Regions from separate parts of the Homo sapiens genome. Here region 1 is linked to region 2. The links are chromatin loops, found by intact Hi-C in ENCODE. Cell type or tissue: heart right ventricle. All regions are shown on one strand. Links, peaks and the distances in the headings refer to the core of each region. The heading gives the core; the rest is flanking DNA. Region 1 overlaps LINC02248 (long intergenic non-protein coding RNA 2248). Region 2 holds the start of LINC02248 (long intergenic non-protein coding RNA 2248).

Evidence for each region. Peaks named below come from ENCODE experiments on the same cell type or tissue, not always from the same donor. Only the 100,000 strongest peaks of a DNase experiment are listed, where the experiment ranks them.
Region 1: a loop joins it to region 2, with 2.4 times the contacts of the local background. A loop is called at or near these places in 7 of 110 quality-filtered maps.

Annotation. Positions count from the first base shown.
Region 1 is chr15:26,438,344-26,447,322 of GRCh38, reverse strand. It overlaps LINC02248 (long intergenic non-protein coding RNA 2248), which reads right to left. Exons shown (of 6, transcript XR_001751453.2): 2 at 1-894. All of the region lies in intron 5 of LOC105370740 (a long non-coding RNA gene), which reads left to right. Among named protein-coding and RNA genes, the nearest start is that of LINC02248, 48 kb to the right of the region's middle. In heart right ventricle, for the core only: no CTCF peak of the experiment used is centred there; a DNase peak (open chromatin) is centred at 3,811.
Region 2 is chr15:26,390,151-26,399,129 of GRCh38, reverse strand. LINC02248 (long intergenic non-protein coding RNA 2248) reads right to left here and starts at 4,073. Exons shown (of 6, transcript XR_001751453.2): 1 at 3,886-4,073. In heart right ventricle, for the core only: no CTCF peak of the experiment used is centred there; no DNase peak of the experiment used is centred there; H3K4me3 peaks cover 1,138 bases; H3K27ac peaks cover 1,381 bases.

The sequences.
Region 1 (8,979 bases), core at 1,786-6,785, 48 kb before region 2:
TGCTATCATTGTAACAGAGATGCTGTAGTCAATACTAAATTGCTATGTGGAAGAACAGAGAAAAAGAGAAGAAAAAAACACCAGGAATTTCTTCCACTGTCTCTGAGTTTTAGGGGTCTCTTTTTTCCCTTCCAGCCCAAACTGGAGGATTTCTTCTGCATCTCACTGTATCCACTCCATCATGCTCACTTCCAAGTTTCAGGCTGTGTGGAGTTAGGATAGGAACACAAAGTATCAAACTCACTTTTTCGAGTAGATTTCAGATTCTCTAGCTCTTCCCTGATGGGCTCACATCTACTTTTCAAAGTTTCCAGTAGCTGTCTTTGCATTCTCTCCAGATTTTTTTTGGCTGAGTTACTGAGAAATAAAGGGAAGCATGTCTCCCCCATCTCTAAAACCTGGAGGACATATTCTAATGTTCTATTTTTAAAAAGACAAAAAAAAAAAAGGAATGGAAGATTTAAAAATTCCTAAATATTGGATCTATTTATCAGTGTAAGCTCACTTGATAATTCACAATTTGAATGGGTTTTCTAAGCATATTAAACAATGAGAAGTAGGGATTTGGCAATTTTATGGTTGGTTAATTAGGTCACTGTTCCTGTGAATTGTGAAAGTTCTTCTGACATGTGGGCATTGTTTTGAGGCAAAAATGAACGATGCTTCTAGTAAAATGTGGGTCCTTTTCAATTCCCACATGAATGCGTAGATCTCTAGGATATACAAGACAAATATTCACAAGGCACAGTGGACCTGGGCACCTTCTATTTGATTTTTTAAAAATGTGTTCAAAGGGGTCTTATACAAAATCAGTATAATTAACTTTTTTTTCTCTTGCTCTCAATTTCCTGTTTTCTCAGATTCATTTCATTGTTGATGTTGTTAGTCAATGACCTGGAAAATAAAACAAAGTAAGTTAGGGAAATATATATATGAAGTTGCTGATTTTTATGGCTTGAATTTTATCCCTTCAAAATGCATATGTTGACATCCCAACACCCAGTACCTCAGAATGTGATCTTTTTGGAAACAGGGTCATTGCAACTATAGTTAGTTAAGATGAGGCCATGCTGGAGTAGGCTGGGCCCCTAATCCAACATGACTGGTGTTCTTTTAAGAAGAAATGATTTGGACACAGATACCACACAGGGGAGAACACCATATGAAGATAAAGGCAACAATGGGAATGATGCCTTTGCAAACCAAGTATGCCAAAGATCACCAGCAAACCACCAGAAATAGAAAGGCATGAAATAGAGTCCCTCTCATTGTTTTGAGAAGGCACCACCACCCTGTGGATGGCTTCATCTTGGGCATCTGGACTGTAAGACAATGTGGTTCTGTTGTTTGAGTCACCCAGTCTGTGGTACTTTGGTACAGCAGCCCCAGCAAATGAATACACTGAGAAATGTAACAATTGAAAAATAAATTTTTAGAAATACGTTTGTCCTTAAACAATTTAGAGGGTTTTTTTTTCTTTTTGGCCAGTGTAAAATATATTTTGGGAGTCATGCTAAATCCTATCAAAAATAATAACATAGTAAAGATAAAAAATTATAGGTTAACTATCTTAAAAGTAGCTGTGCAAAGAAGTCTTGAGAGTTATTAGCAGAAAAATTCTAAGGTCTCAGTGCTGCACTGTGCAAAATAAAATGAAATAAAAAGTTGGTTATACTCACACATATATCCAGCCTGTATAAAAGGAATGCTGGTAGGACATGACTGGCTCTGCTATTAATTGTACCCCAAGTAGAGACAAGACACAGCTGGAGCAGGAGAAGATTCAAATTACACAGGGAATACAACACAAGGGCTTACAAATATCAGGAGTTGATGTGGGTTTGTGTGTTGGATTGGGGGAAATTGTAACAATTTAGGAAAGTAAATGCCAGAAGCAGTGGCCCAGATGGATGAGATAAAGGCTTTATATAGTAACATTAAAAATGTTATTGCAAATGCTTCTGGCTTTTATTAATCTTACTCTATTAAAAGGTGCCATAAGGAAATCATAATAAAGACAAAATGCAGTCAACAATTATGGTATGCGGGGCTCAGGGAAACTTCTCCCATGGAGAAACATATATTAAGTTGGTAAGATTAGCATATACATCATTCAACATCATTGGGGGTCTAATCAAGGGATTATAACTAATTGACAACTATATATAGCAAGCTGAGAACCATTTATTCAATGAAACCTATGGAAACTCAGTAAGAACTGTGATCTGAGAGACCAAAACAGACTCCCCTTCATCAACCATGATGGACACTAAGGTTAAGGAAACAAAAGTTAATGATGGCTGGAGGGTTCAGCTTGGCTGGCATGGCATCTTCCTAAATTCCTATGGCTACAAGAAACCCACACTTTTGTTAAATTCTCTAAGAATGGGAGCTAGCAGGCAAATGATCAGATCCCTCTTAACCCTGATTTACAACCCAGGTCACTGCAGCTCTGAATGGACAGAGGACTGGCCTCACTGATGCTCTTTCCTGATAAGCGACTGCAGATCTTAAGCCAGTTTCAGCAGCTTCTAGAGACTGCATACAAACTGTCTTTGTGTCTATAGTTCACCCCTTTTGAAATAAAGACCCAAATTCCACCTCACTTTAATGCTAACACCCACCCCAAAGTGAGCATGGGACGTATGTTACATATATGTTTACCCATTGTGAATGTGCTTGGCTCCCCTCGGGAATAGGTACAGCTTTTCCCCAAACCTCCTGAAGACGTTTGTCTCTCTCTATTGTGTGATTCAGGACCTGTGAGGTAAAAAACCCAACCTGTCCTTCCCCCTCTTCAAAGAGAGAGCACCTGTGGTCCATGCTTGAGATGCAGTTTCCAAACTGATAACACTGTAAACCAGAAATAACATTCTAAGGCCTCTCAGTTATCTGAAAGGACCTCTCCTTTTGGCCGAGGGCATTGCAAAGTTAACCTGAAAGAGTAGTTCAGGCCATGATGGGAAGCAGGTTTGAACATATCTCATTATACCATCCTCCCTTTTGGAATTCAGGAAAATTCAACCAGCATTTACAATCTATTACCTTTGAAGCCTGCTACTTAAAGGCTTCATCTGCATGATAAAACCTTGTTCTCCACAACCCCTTATCATAATCCAGACATTTCTTTCTATGACCTGGAACCCTGCTTGCTTTGAGTTGTCCCATCCTTCCAGATCGAACCAATGTAAATCTTACAGGTATTTGATTGATGTCTCATGTCTCCCTAAAATGTATAAAACTAGGCTGTGCCTGACCACCTTGGGCACATGTTCTCAAGTTCTCCTGAGGTCATCCATTTTTTGGCTTAGAGTACATCTCTTCAAATATTTTACAGAGTTTGACTCTCCATAAACATCACCAATCAAGCTCTCCTTTCTACCATTTAGCCATCCTGATGGTCTTTTAGATGACAGAAATGTGGGAGGCTATGCCATATGGGGGAGGAATTAAACCCATTTCCCTCAACTCTGCCTCATGGAGCAACTGTGTATCCTCAGCACATGAGCAGCTGTTGTCATCTCCCCAGCTCCTGGAGGTGGAAGAGCTACTTTAGGTGGTCTTGCCAGCCCTTGAACATGAGAAATACCATTTTTCACAGCTCCATGCAAAGTAAGGCCCATATCACATGAACACCAGCAGCTGGGTGCTGCCTATTTGCCCACGTCCAACTCCTGCTCTGTAGGGAGGATTTGGGAGGGGCAGCTGGCAAAGAGTACAGCCCTTGCGTCCCTCACACATCTGTGTGGCAGGACAGCCACTTCAGCAGGCATGGCTGTTAGTCACACCTCCCATCTCTCCCAGCTTCCTAAGGCGGAAGCTCTGCTCCAGGCAGAGGTGGCAGCCAGTGGACATCAGCCCATCTCATCTCCTCTGACCAGGTTGTGAAAGACCCATAGTGGGTGACGTGGCAGCAGTTGGGTTACAGCACCAGTGCCTCTGCCACACACAGCTCCTGCCACACAGAGGATCTGTGTGAGGTAGATGGAAGAAAGCAAAATCCTTCCTCCACCTAGGTTCTGCACCACAGTGCAGAGATGCTGCCCCAGAGAGGCTAATTCTTTGCCCTTGCCAAGGAGCCTGGGTTCAATCGGATCAGACTTTGGAACAATTCATACTGCAGGACATTGTCAAAAACAATACATGAATCAGGCCAGGCACAGTGGCTCATGCCTATAATTCTAGCACTTTGGGAGGCCAAGGCGGGTGGATCACCTGAGGTCAGGAGTTCAAGACCATTCTGGATAACAAGGCAAAACCCCGTCGGTGTTAAAAATACAAAAATTACCTGAGTGTAAACCAGAAATAAAATTCTACGGCCCCTCATGGTGGCATGTGCCTATAGTCCCAGCTACTCAGGAGGCTATACTGGGATCACAGCTGGGATTGCACATGTGCCCCGACCACCTTGGGCACATGTATCAAGACCACCTTGCCATGTGCCCAACCACCTTGGTCACATGCGTCCAGTCATCTGAATGGACCCCTCTTCTTTGCCAAGGGCATTCCAAAGTTAACCTGAAAAAGTAGTTCAGGCTATGATGGGAAGAAGGAAGTAGGTAGGCTCATACTTATCAATTTCAAAATTTACTACAAAGATGCAGTAACAAAGATAGTGTGGCATTGGTATAAAGACAGATAGATACATCAAACAAATAGAATTCAGAGTCCAGAAATAAACCCTTACATTTATACTTATTTAATTTTCAACAAAGGAGCCAAGACAATTCGGTGTGGAAAGAATAGTCTTTTCAAGAAATGTTTTTGGGACAACTGGGTATCCTCATGTAGAACAATCAGTTGTCTTGTTATTGAGTTGCTGGGGTTTCTTTTACATATTGGATATTAGCCTTTTATCTATTACATATTGGGTTTTAGCCCTTTATCAGATGTCTGATGTCCTAATATATTCTCCTGTTCTGTAGGTTGTCACTTTGATTGTTTTCTTCACCGGGCAGAAGCTTTATAGTTCAACTTAATCCAATTTGTCTGATTTTCACTTTTGTTGTCTGTGCTTTTGGGGTCATAGCCAAAAAATAATTGCCCAAACCAATGTCATGGAGCTTTTCCCCTATGTTTTATTTCAGTGGTTTTACAGTTTTAGGTCTTAAATGTAAGTCTTTAACTCACTTTGAGTTTATTCTTGTTTGTGATGTGAGATAAAGGTCATATTTCATTATTCTGCTTGTGAATATCTAGTTTTCCCAACACCATTTATTAAAGAGACTGTCCCTTCCCCATCGTGTGTTCTTAGCACCTTTGTTGAAAATCAACTGACCATAAATGTGTGAGTTTATTTTTGGGCTTTCTATCTTAGTCCATTGGTTCATGTGTCTTTTTTCATGCCAGTACCATGCTGTTTTGATTACTTACAGCTTTGTAATGTGAAATTAAGTATTGTGATGCTTACAGCTTTGTTCTTGTTGCCCAAGATCGCTTTGGCTGTTCATGGTCCTTTGTAATCCCTACTTCATACCATATACCAAAATTAGCACAAAGTGGATCATAGGCCTAAATGTAAAAGCGAAGCTTTAAAATTTTTGGAAAAAATACAGGAATAAATCTTCAATATCTTGCTTTTAAAAATGATTTCCTAGATATAATCCCTAAACACAGCTAATAAAAGGGAATATAGATAAGTTGGACTTCTGAAATTATAGGTAAGTTCCAAAATTTTAAACTTTTTAAAAAAGTTTGTGCTGTAAAGGGCATAAAAGAAAAAGAAAACACACAAATCGGGGGAAAATGTATGCCAATCATATATCCATAAAGGGATTTTTATGAAAAATTTATATGAAAAATGCTTACAGTTCAATAAAGGAAAGACAAATAGCCCATATAACAAATGGGTAAGAAATTTGAATAGTTATTTCTCCAAAAAAATATGAATGGCTAACATGCAAATAAAAAGACATTCAATATCACATTATTAATTAGAGAAGGGAATGTCAAACCACAGTGAGATACCATTTTGCACTCACTAAGATAGGTAAAATAAAACAGACAATAATAAGTGCTGATGAGGATGTGGAGAAATTGAAGTTCTTATACATTGGGGATGGCAATGTAAAATGGTCCAGGAACCTTGGATGATTCCTTTTTTTTTTTTTTTGAGACGGAGTCTGGCTCTGTCACCCAGGCTGGAGTGCAGTGGTGCGATCTCAGTTCACTGCAAGCTCTGCCTCCTGGGTTCACACCATTCTCCTACCTCAGCCTCCTGAGTAGCTGGGACTACAGGTGCCCGCCACCATGCCCTGCTAATTTTTTGTATTTTTTTAGTAGAGATGGGGTTTCACCTTGTTAGCCAGGATTGTCTCGATCTCCTGACCTCGTGATCTGCCCGCCTCAGCCTCCCAAAGTGCTGGGATTACAGGCATGAGCCACCACGCCCGGTTGAGAATCCTTTTGTAGTTCTTGAAAATGTTGACTCTACAGGTACCATATAAACTGACAATTTCTATCCTCTAAATATCCACCCAAGAGAAACAAAAACAAATGTCAACACAAAAATCTAAACATGAATATTTGTAGCAGCATTATTCATAGTAGTCAAAAAGTGGTAACAAACCAAATGCCCATTAATTCTTGAATGGATGAACAAAATGTGATATATCTAGAATGGAATATTACTTGGCAATAAAAAAGGAAGTAAGTACTGATACCTGCTACAACTCAGATGAACCCTCAAAATGTGCTAAGTAAAAGAAGCTAATTATAAGATACCACTTGTCTTATGATCTAATTTATATGCAATAGTTAGAACAGGCTAGTCCATAGAGGAAAATAAATATGTTGTTGCCAGTGACTGGTGGGGGGAGCCAAAGGCAGGGATGATGGGAGTTACTTTGCATTGTTTCTTTTGGGACATTTTGGAATGAACATGTTTGAAAATTACATTATGGAGATGATTGCAAAACTCTATCAATATACCAAAAACTATTGTACATTTTGAATGGGTGAACTTTATGGTATGTAAATTTATCTCAGTAAGGTTGCTTTAAAAAGTTATGGAGAAATGAAGATATTATCAGACAAACAAACACAGGGAATTCATTGCACCCAGGCATATTCTACAAGAAAGTTAAGGAGGTTTTTCAGGTGAAAGGTAGGTGATGTGGATTAGAAACTTGGGTCTACACAAAGATATAAAGAACATCAGAAGTGAAAGACAAAAACTGCACGATCTCAGTCATATGTGTAATCTAAAAATATTGATCTCATAGAGGCAGAGGGTAGGAAGGAGGTAACTAGAGGCTGGGAAGGGTATGGGGAAGGGTGGTTGGAGAGATGTTTGTCAAAGAATACATACAGTTAGACAGGAGGAATAAGTTCAAGAGCTCTGTTATACAGCAAGGTGACTATAGTAATAATGATATTGTTAAAAAATGCTAGGAGCGCACTGTGCTGGGTGGGAGGGGACACAGAAGATTAGGCTTGGCGTGGGGACACTGAGGAGAGAGATTAGCTCTGGCAGGGGATACTGCCAGTAAGTGTTCTTACCACGAAAAAACCAAAAATAACTGTGAGGCAGTACATTTGTTAATGAACTAGATTTAACCATTTCACAATGTATGTGTACTTTAAAACATCATGTTATACACAATAAATACATAAAATTCTATGTCATTCTAAAAAAATAAATAAATTTGGGGGAAAAGTGAAATAGAGGTGAAATAAAATATTTTTATAATTTTAAGTTTCCCTACAAGGTAACAGGCTGCCAACACATTAACTTTATATGCTTCTAACAACAATGCACTGTAAGTTTATTACATACACATAAGTGAAATATATGACAAGCACAAGTGGTAAGGATGGAGAATCAGGGAAGAGAAAAAGAGCTGTGCTAACCTTTTTATTTGCAATGCTTTATGAAAAATAGGGAAGAAAGAAAAAGAACAGAAGTGAGGTTAGTGGGTAATGAAAGAAAAACCTTAAGAGAGAAGCTGTCCACTTTACAAGTGGCTGATCATCTTCCTTAGAATCCAAACTGTCCATTCCAAATGATGGGAGCATGGCCCAGCAGTTAGGTAAAAATCAAATGCAATGTCCAGAGACCCAAATAAACAGAATGCAGGAGTGCTCAGTGTGTGATTGCTTTAATCTGCACGGCCTTCCTATCCTAGATGACTTGGTGCAAAGGAAGAAATAATCATGCACTGAGAAAAATTGGAAGGACATGTATTCCCAATTCCTGGTAAGGAGAGGGAGATGGGAAACCAAATAAGAATGTCTGAGAGTCCCAGCTAATAGATTTGCTGGAACGGAATTCTATTTTAACACTACTACTTGTACTGGTACTACTACTCTTGCTACGACTGCTGCTAACAGCTACTGTGGACTGAATGCTTGCTGCTTGCTGGGCTGTGTGCTTTGCATAGGCTGCCTCACTAAGTCCTTATAAGGATCCCAAGAGGAAGTTACTGTTAACCCATTTTACACACATGGAAGCCGAGGCTTTCAGAGTCTAATCGCACCACTCAGCTCATTTGCCTGTTGCCGTGACACTGGTCTCGCTGTGACACTGGTCTTGCCTTGACTGTCTCTTCCACAGTTTGTGCTCAAGTCACTATACTGGGTGGGAGGGGACACAGAAGATTAGGCTGGGCATGGGGGGCACTGAGGAGAGAGATTAGCTCCGGCAGGGGATACTGAAAAAGTACACAATACATCCTGTAGTGTTCAGGGAGGTGGCATTCTTGCTGGTACAGGGATGAGAAAAGCAAACAGTAATTAGTAGAAGGCACCAGCACAGCACAGAGGAAGTATTGTTGAAAAACGTCTAAGGCTGAATAAAGGCTCATGAGGGAAGCAGCAGGCAATAAGTTGGAAAATTGAGCTGGGGCTGGATGCGTGGGTGTGAGAGAGGCCTGCAAATGCCACATTAAAGGCTGTTGTTTTGTGCACTGTGAGTGCTAGGGTCTAAATGTTTGTGGCCGCCTTGAATTCATATATTGAAACCTAATCACCAATGTGATG
Region 2 (8,979 bases), core at 1,535-6,534:
AGGTGACCTTAAATTTGGTGATGACTTTTTAGATACATTGCCAAGAGGGCAATCTATGAAAGCAAAATTTTATGGATTTTATTAAAATTAAAAAAGAGTTGGACTTTATTAGAATTAAAAACTGTTGCTCAGTAAAAGACACTGTCAAGAAAATAAAATGAGAAGCCACAGACTTGGAGAAAATATTTGCAGATCTGATAAAGGACTTGCATCCAGAATACACAAAGAACTGTTAAAACTCAACAATAAGAAAACAAAGCAATTTGAAAAAACAGGCAAAAGATATGAACAGCTCACCAAATAAGCATATGAAAAGATTCTTAACATCATATGTCATTCGAAAATTGTAAATTAAAGCAACAGTAAGCTATTCCTATACATCTATTAAAATGGTTAAAATCCAAAACACTGACAACATCAAATGCTGGCAAGGATAAGGGGCAGCAGGCATTCTCATTCATTGTTGGTAATACAAACGGTCACTTCCCACACAGCCAGTTGGGAAGAGAGTTTGGCAGTTTCTTACAAAATTAAACATATGCTTACCATATGATCCAGCTATTATAGCCCTTGGTATTTACCAAAATGAGTTGAAAACTTCTGTCCATACAAAAACCTGCACACAAATATTTTAGCAGTTTTATTCATAATTACCGAAAGTTGAAAGCAACCAAGATGTCCTTCAATAGGTGAATGGATAAAGGATAAACTGTGGTGCATCCATATACTGAATTATTATTCAGTGAAAAAAGTAAAAAAGTATTATTCAGTGATAAAAAGTTTGAGCCATCAAGCTGTAAAAATACATAAAGGAAACTTAAATGCATATTGCTAAGTAAAAGAAGCCAATTGGAAAAGACTTCATACTACATGATTCCAACTACCTGATATTCTGGAAAAGGCAAAACTACAGACACCGTGAATAGTTCAGTCATTGCCAGGGATTTGGGAGAAGGAAAGGACAGATAAACAGTTACAGCACAGAAATTTTTAGGGCAGTAAAATTCTTTTATAGGATACAGTAATGGTGAATACAAATCATGATAAGTTTGTCAAAACCCGTAGAATATACAATAAAAAGAATAAATCCTAATGTAAATTATGAACTTTAGTTAAAATAATGTATATATTGGCTTATCAACTGTAACAAAAGTACCACCCTAATCCAAGATGTTAATACTAGGGTAAACTGGCCGGGCGTGCTGGCTCACGCCTGTAATCCCAGCACTTTGGGAGGCCGAGGTGGGCGGATTACCTGAGGTCGGGAGTTCGAGAGCAGCCTGACCAACATGAAGAAATCCTGTCTCTACTAAAAATATAAAATTAGCCAAGCATGGTAGCAGATGCCTGTAATCTCAGCTACTTGGGAGGCTGAGGCAGGAGAATTGCTTGAACCCGGGAGGCAGAGGTTGCAGCGAGCCGAGATCACGCCATTGCACTGCTGCCTGGGCAAAAGAGCGAAACTCCATGTCAAACAAACAAACAAACAAACAAACAAAAAAGCTAGGGTAAACCGTGTGTGCGTGTGTTTGGGTGAATAATAGGTATAGATAGAACTCTCTGTGCTATATGCTTAATTTTTCTGTAAGCCCAAAGCTGCTCTTAAAAAGTGTATTAATTTAAAAAATGAAAAGAGAATGAAAATAAAACATATCAAAATTTGGGGGAATACAACTAAATGCGTGCTTAGAGGGAAATTTATAACATTAAAGCCTTATATTAGAAAGAAAGATTTAAATTTATTAACCTAATATTCTACTTAGGAAAACTAGAAACTAGAGAAAAGAATAAAATTAAAACTAAAACAAGCAGAAAGAATAAAATAGAATAAATTAGAGCAGGTTGATATAATTAATAACAGAAAACAGAAAAACAACAGAGGAAACAAATCTTGTTCTTAAAACAGGATCAATACAATTGCCATAGCTGTAGTGAGGATCATAAAGAAAACAAGAAAACCTAGATTATTAATATTATGACTCAAACAGGAAGCATCATTGCTGATCCCACAGACATTACAAAATAATAACAGAATCCACAAAGCATCATTATGCCCATAATTTTGGAAACTTATGTGATATAGACCAATTCCGTGGAAGATTAAAATTATCAAAACTCATTAAAAAAAGAAATAGATAACCAGTAGTCCTATATCTATTAAAGGCATTAAATTTGCAGGTAAAAACTTTTCAATGAAGAAAATTCTAAATAAATTTTGCTCAGTAAAAGAAGCAAGACCAAATGGCTATATAAATACATGTATATAACCTTACCAAAAAGGAAAAAGCGAAATCATTATATCAGAAAACAGACTGGTGGCTTCCAGGGGCTGGCACAGGTGGGGTTCACCTGCAGTTTCCTCAGAGCCACTCTGTGTACTCAGAGAAGAGGTGGTCAGGTAGGCAGGGGAGTCAAAAGCAAGTAGTGGCTAACTTTCTGGGGACCTCAACAAATTCTCTTTCAAGTGGGCTTTGACCTTGGATATGCTCCTTAACATCTCTGAACTGCAATTTTCTCATCCCTTCAATCTCCCACTCTAGAAGATGAAAGTCAAGGAAAGTGGCCGCAACAAAAGGTTGAAGAAAGTGCCCAGCCCGGGCTGGGCAGAGATGACAGGTGGTAGTGCCATGTCAGAGGGGAAGGCACCCCTCCAGGACAGAGGGCCTAGGGATGCTGCACAGAGAAGGAGGGCTTTGAACAAAATACAAATAAAACCTGGTTACTAGGAATTAATTGGCATCAGGAATCAGGAGCTGGGAACCCGGTTCTGCACAGCTAAGCTTCACTAGGCCACTTCCCCATTCTGGCTGTTGGTGCAAGTGTGTGGCCACATAGTCTCCAATTTCCCTCCAGTCCAGCACTTTATGTGTGTGTCTTAAACAAGCCCAGTTGGATGTACTGTGGGAGCCACACTTTTTTAGTTCCCCTTTCTGTCCAATAGCTTCTCCAGCATTGCCAACGACACAGACAACATGCTTCGCAGCAGAGAGGATGCTCTGCTTCTCACTGCTGTCACTTGTTTTCCATTGTGCCCTCATTTTTATCTTGCTTTATGTCCCATGGAGCTGAGTCAGTCACACCCATTCTCCTTTTACTCAGAATCATCAACCAGATAGAGGGTCAAAGAATGCAAGCTTTGACTCTGATCTGTTTTAAATCTTTAAAACAAAACAGTGAAGTGGCCTGTTAGATGCTGTAGTCAGTCCCAGCAGTAGAACATATTAATAGAAATAAGGTCTCTAGAGAGTTGCTGTTTTAATCTGAAATCAGTGCCGCTCACCCATCTACCACCTGAACCCTGTGATTCAAGCACGTGCTGAGTCAGTAGGACCACCTCTCAGTGCAGCTGGCTGGTCCAGATAGTAACGTCAACACTCTTAGAAATGCAGGAATCCCTTTTCTAGCTTCAGAATTTATTTCCTGACGTTCTAGGGCAGACATAAGATGATGTTTACCACTCAGTTATTTTGCTGTTACTAAGTGTGTAAGATTTTTTTAAAATCAAGTTTCATATTTTATTGGTATTTTTTCTTTTATTTTCAGTTGACACATAATAATTGCACATATTTATGGGATATGGAGTGACATTTCTATATGTATATAAAATAGATCAAATTGGGGTAATTAGCATATCTATTACATCAAATATTTATTATTTCTTTGTGTTAGGAACATTCAAAATCTTCTAGCTTTTAGAAAACATAAAGTATTCTTAACTATATTCACCCTCAGTGCTATAGAGAATTAGAACCTATTTTTACTATCTAACTATAATTTTGCTAAGTTAGTGAGATTTTGATATACATATATATATATATATATATATATATATATATATTGGAAGAATCAGTTTATCCAAAACAAAGTAAAATCTCAAAGGCTTACCTAAGAGGAGTCCTAGGATTCAGGAGTGCACAGTGCCCTCGGTTCTCACTTGATGGGCCGTCCACCTCCCTGAGACCCTCTCATGGCCTCAGGGGATTCTCCCGATGGCGGGGAGGGCTGCTGGGAAGCTGCTTCCCACCACGGCTGTGTTCCCATGGGGCTTACTCAGGCACGGTCAGGCCCACACTGTCATCAACACTTAGCTTTCTCTCTCACCCACATCAAGTGATTTTATGAGGCACGAGTTACCAGCATCTCCATGTTACAGATAAGAAAACAAGGGTCCTGGTGTTAAATGACTTTCCCAGATCACAAGTGGATGGGGGTGGCTCTGGGGCCCAGAAGCAGGCAGGGTCTGACTCCCTAGGCCAAAGCTGAGCCTGCAAGCCATCCACGTGCAGTCCCACGGGCCCCAGAACTCAATGCTCAGCCTGTTATCTCCCACACCTGTGACTCTGCCTTTTGATTCTTTTCTTCTCTGACAAGTGCCAGATGGTTCCACCTAAACCAGGCACTCAGGATCATTCTTCATTGCCTCCTCACCCTCACTCTTTTCCAATCTAGGAATGAGCCAGTTCTGCTGAGTTTACTTCCTTAATACTAACCCCTACACTAGTTGCCTTCTTCAGGTTGCGTTTAAATAGTGTTGATCACAGATTCTGGATTAAGCACATCTAGGTTTGATTCCTAGATAAGCTTCTGAATAGCTGTGTGACCTTGGGCTAGGTACTTAACTGCTCTGTGTTTCAATTTCCTCACCTTTAAAATGGAGTAATAATACCAGCTAACTGTATAAGATTGTGTGAAGATTAATTCATGGACATGTTTTGAGATGGAGTCTCGCTCTGTCACCAGGCTGGAGTGCAGTGGTGCTATCTCAGCTCACGGCAACCTCCACCTCCCAGGTTCAAGCGATTCTCCTTCCTCAGCCTCCCAAATAGCTGAGACTACAGGCACGTGCCACCACACCCAGCTAATTTTTGTATTTTTTAGTAAAGATGGGGTTTCACCATGTTGGCCAGGATGGTCTTGATCTCTGCCCATCTCAGCCTCCCAAAGTGTTGGGATTACAGGCGTGAGCCACCGAGGCCAGCCAATACATGCACATTTTTTTGAAGAGTACATGCAAAAAGTGAGTGCTTATGTTTGCTGCTGTTTACTGCATGGTGGTGCCTGACTTTTGGAGGGTGTACTTTGTTAAATGAGGGTGCCACATTTCCAAAGATGCTTATAGGCAGGCGGTTCAAGAACATGGGGACATGTTGGTCATAACCCTCGTGGATATGGCAGCAGGAGGCCGCATAGACATAGACCAAGTGGGAAAAGCAGACCAGGGAAGTACAAGAGCTGGAGGTAATTGCCTGGAAATAAAGGCTGGAGCCAGAGGAAGACCCAGCCCAGCAGATACATGTAGCCCTAGAAGAGAAGATGGATTCAACTCAGAGGCCCCTAGCCAGGAGTGCTCACCAGCCATTATATGCTTCAGCTTTTCCAATGAACAATGGGAAAGTTCCTTTAACTCTCAAAATAAGTGCTACCTTCTAGGCTCCAGAGTAAGCCGGGCACATTCCCTCCTCCCTGCAGTGCCCCTAAGAAGCAGCAGCGAGTTTCTAAAGGGACATCAGCTCCATGTTCTGAAGACTGGTTGTCTTTTTTGAGACGGGTAGCTGGCCCCAACTAAGGTATCAGGAGCCCGGGCAAGTACTTCCACATGGGGCCCTGACTCAGCAAGACACCAATGTTGAAGAACAGAACAGACAGGAAGGGGCTAGGGAAAAGTGTGTCACTTGGAAGGCAAGCAGGGGCTGGGATCATTATGCCCACCTCCATGATGCATCTTGACCTCGCCAGGATGAGCTCTGGAGTCGGGGTCTTCCCCTCTCCACACTCCCACCCCACCAGTGGCTCTCAGGCTGGCCATTCCACTTGTCCCACTCCACAGATAGCCATGGGCTCACAGCCTAGCATGGCCATGCCACCACAGAAGGACCCGCTCCCACCTAGGATTCATGCCATGTAAACAATGACCTTCCGTAATCTCATGTGTGTGACACTTTGGTGTAGTAAAGCCAAGTCTGCCCTTTATACAGAGGAGGGAAGTCAAAGGGAAGCTGAAGGGTAGGGCTGCCAAGGGGATACTCCACAGGCATCCACTTTGGCTGCCAGGGGCTCCTAGGGAAAGAGCTGGTTGATTGACATCCAGATTTGCTGAGCCCATGCTTAGAGTGAGAATTTTTTTTAAAAGATTGGAAAATAGAAGAGAAAATCTGGAAAGAGAAAGCACCATGAATTCCCTCTTTCTATCTTTATCAACAAATAGTAGAGAGAAGGGCAATTTTTTAAGCACCTATTAAAACTTTAAAAAGGATAATATTCACAAGATGTAAGCACCCTAACTTGGGGAACTTGGTTTCCTTCACTGTTGTTTACGACTATGATCTCCAGAATCCAGAACAGTATATTCAAAACATCTCTCTTCAAAGTGTTTGTGGAATGGACTTAAGACTCAGCAATTCTACTTCTCAGGATTTGGTTGCCATTTTCCGCCTTTGCTATGGTATTGAGGGACCCCACGATTCCAGTGTGTTACGGCAGTAACTGCCTCTTTCTCAGCCATTCCGTGCGGGGGCTGCAGGTCGGCTCTGGTCAGCCTTGGGTGTGTTCTTGCTCTGAGACCCAAGCTGGAGGAAGCAGCTCTAATCTCAGATATGAGATAGATATGATAAGGTAGATTTTTGTGGAATGAACAAATCCCCCCCAAATATCCTATTGGATGAAAAAACACATTGCCAAATAATATGTTTTGAAAAAGAAAAAGTACACAGCACTGCCTTTAGCAGGTGCATGTATGTCTATCCATGCCCCTATGAAGGATGGCAAAATATTACCAACCTGATGGCAGGTACTAGCCAGGAAGAGGAAAGCTCCAATAAATGCTGGGCTGGAGCTGCTATTCTTCCAATGTGAGATGGTTGGCTTAAACTGTTCTGCCCAAGAAGAGAAGGAAAATGAAAATCTGACATAGCTCCAACTTCTTGGACACTCTTTCTTCATCTGGTAAGGCAAAAAGGGCAATTTTTAAAATGCCAGATGGCTTTGCTTATCAAATGCAACTCATGTGCTAACAAGTTCCTTTTAAAAGTGAACCTGAAACCACGGGCTAAATTTGGTTTAATGACACATTAAGATTTCTGGCAATGGTTTGTTCTGTGTGGGAAGAAACTCCAGGGAGCCAGGCCTTGATTTGACCCTGAGAGGTTGTGCGGATGACATAAGTCACTCCATGTTGTTTCGTGGACCCTAGTGGGGTTTCTCAACCACGGAGCTCCCAGACAATGATCTGTTCTCATTCTGGTAATTTTGATTATAAGGAAAAAAGAGCACATAACTCTTTTGATCCTAAGTGAACTCTTGCTGAACCTGACAGATGTTCAAGCTTTTCATTTTCTCCTCAAGCAAGGCTTAATGGAGATTTTGTTACCAGGGTAATCACCATTACTCTGTTTGCTCTATTAATCTAGGCTCTCTAAATGTTGACTGTAGATATATAAATATGGCCTAAGTATCCATTTTTCCACGGACTTATCAGCTTGGGTTTTCATTTTGCAGTTTTACTCTAATATTAGTCCCTAATTAAACAACAACAACAAAACCTTCAACTGCCTTTGCTCTAAATCACAAACTGGAAAAAAGGAATTTCACTTGTTCTTTGGATTGCATCAACACCAGCACATTGCTCTATCTAGAAACGCCTCAAGATGTCTGGGCTTTGGAATCACACAGACCCCAGTCTCCGTTGGTTGTTCATCCACTTCCTAGCAGGGCAAAAAATCACTTGACTTTTGGGAGCCTACATTTCTCCCCCTGTGGAGTGGAGGCAATGACCCAGACAGGGTAGTCTGATTAAATAACTAAATAAGGTAGAGGATTAAATAAGATACTGGATGTGTGAAAAGTACTAGAGCTGCTATCTGGAATATAAGGCATGTTGTATGAATGTTTGTTTCTCAAATTCTGATTCCGATTGTTTATGGGAAGATGAGAAATGACCTGCTGTCATAGATTGAATTGCCGTGGGTGAAACTACTCTTTCTGAGATGCCTCAGAGTGGATGCAGGAGCACACCTCCAAGAGTGAGTACAGTAATAGTGCTCTATGTGGGAGGGGTCAGCCCCACACTATTCTACACACTGATGGCCTCACTTTGGCCACCGTGGACCTCAGAGCAGGCACTCACCCCTGCTACTGAGCTGTGAGTGTTGCCCAGGCCCTGGACTGCTGGCTGCGGTTGGGAAGGAATATTGGACATACTTCCACCCTCAACAAGGGGAATTCTATTTCCTGTTTTACACTTAACATCACGTGAACTTAGCTATCCATTTTACCTTTTGGGGTCTCAATTTTCTCATCTGAAAAATTATGGGAGTAAATTAGATCATCCCTGGGATTCCCTCCAGGACACACACAGACAAATCCTGACTCTGAAGTTCTAATCTGGTGATGATAGAAATAACACAGCTAGCTGGCAGGTACAGTGGACCTGGACAGCCGCTTGCCCACAGTGGACTCTCACACTTCCTGAGGCTGTTCTTTTCTGAGATCTCACTCTCAGGAAGTCATAGCTGCTTTACTGATCCCCACGCACCATCAACAGACACTTCTTTACTGCATTAAAAAAAATGTGATGAGTTACCCCATGCATGAGGTCTACCCTGTTAGGAATACCCTATGAGATGAACCTGCAAGGAATGGCAGATCCACTGTGCTTCACAGTTGAATGACCTACATGCTTGGCTAACTCTAGACAGAGCAGTGGTATTATATGACCTACTTGTCTAAGATCAAACAGAAAAGAGCACCGATATTTAAGCATCCACAATGAACCATGTGCCATATTGGAAGCTTCATAATCATGTTGATGTCAGTGTAGTTAAAAATAAATAAATAAAACCAAACGAACAGGGGTCTCATATATTTTGAAGTCAGTAGACTTACGTCCAAGGTTATTAACTGTCAGTTTGGATAAGCTATTCATTTTCCTGGGACTCCAGTTTCTCATCAGGAAAGGAAGAATAACTCTACCTGCCTGACAAA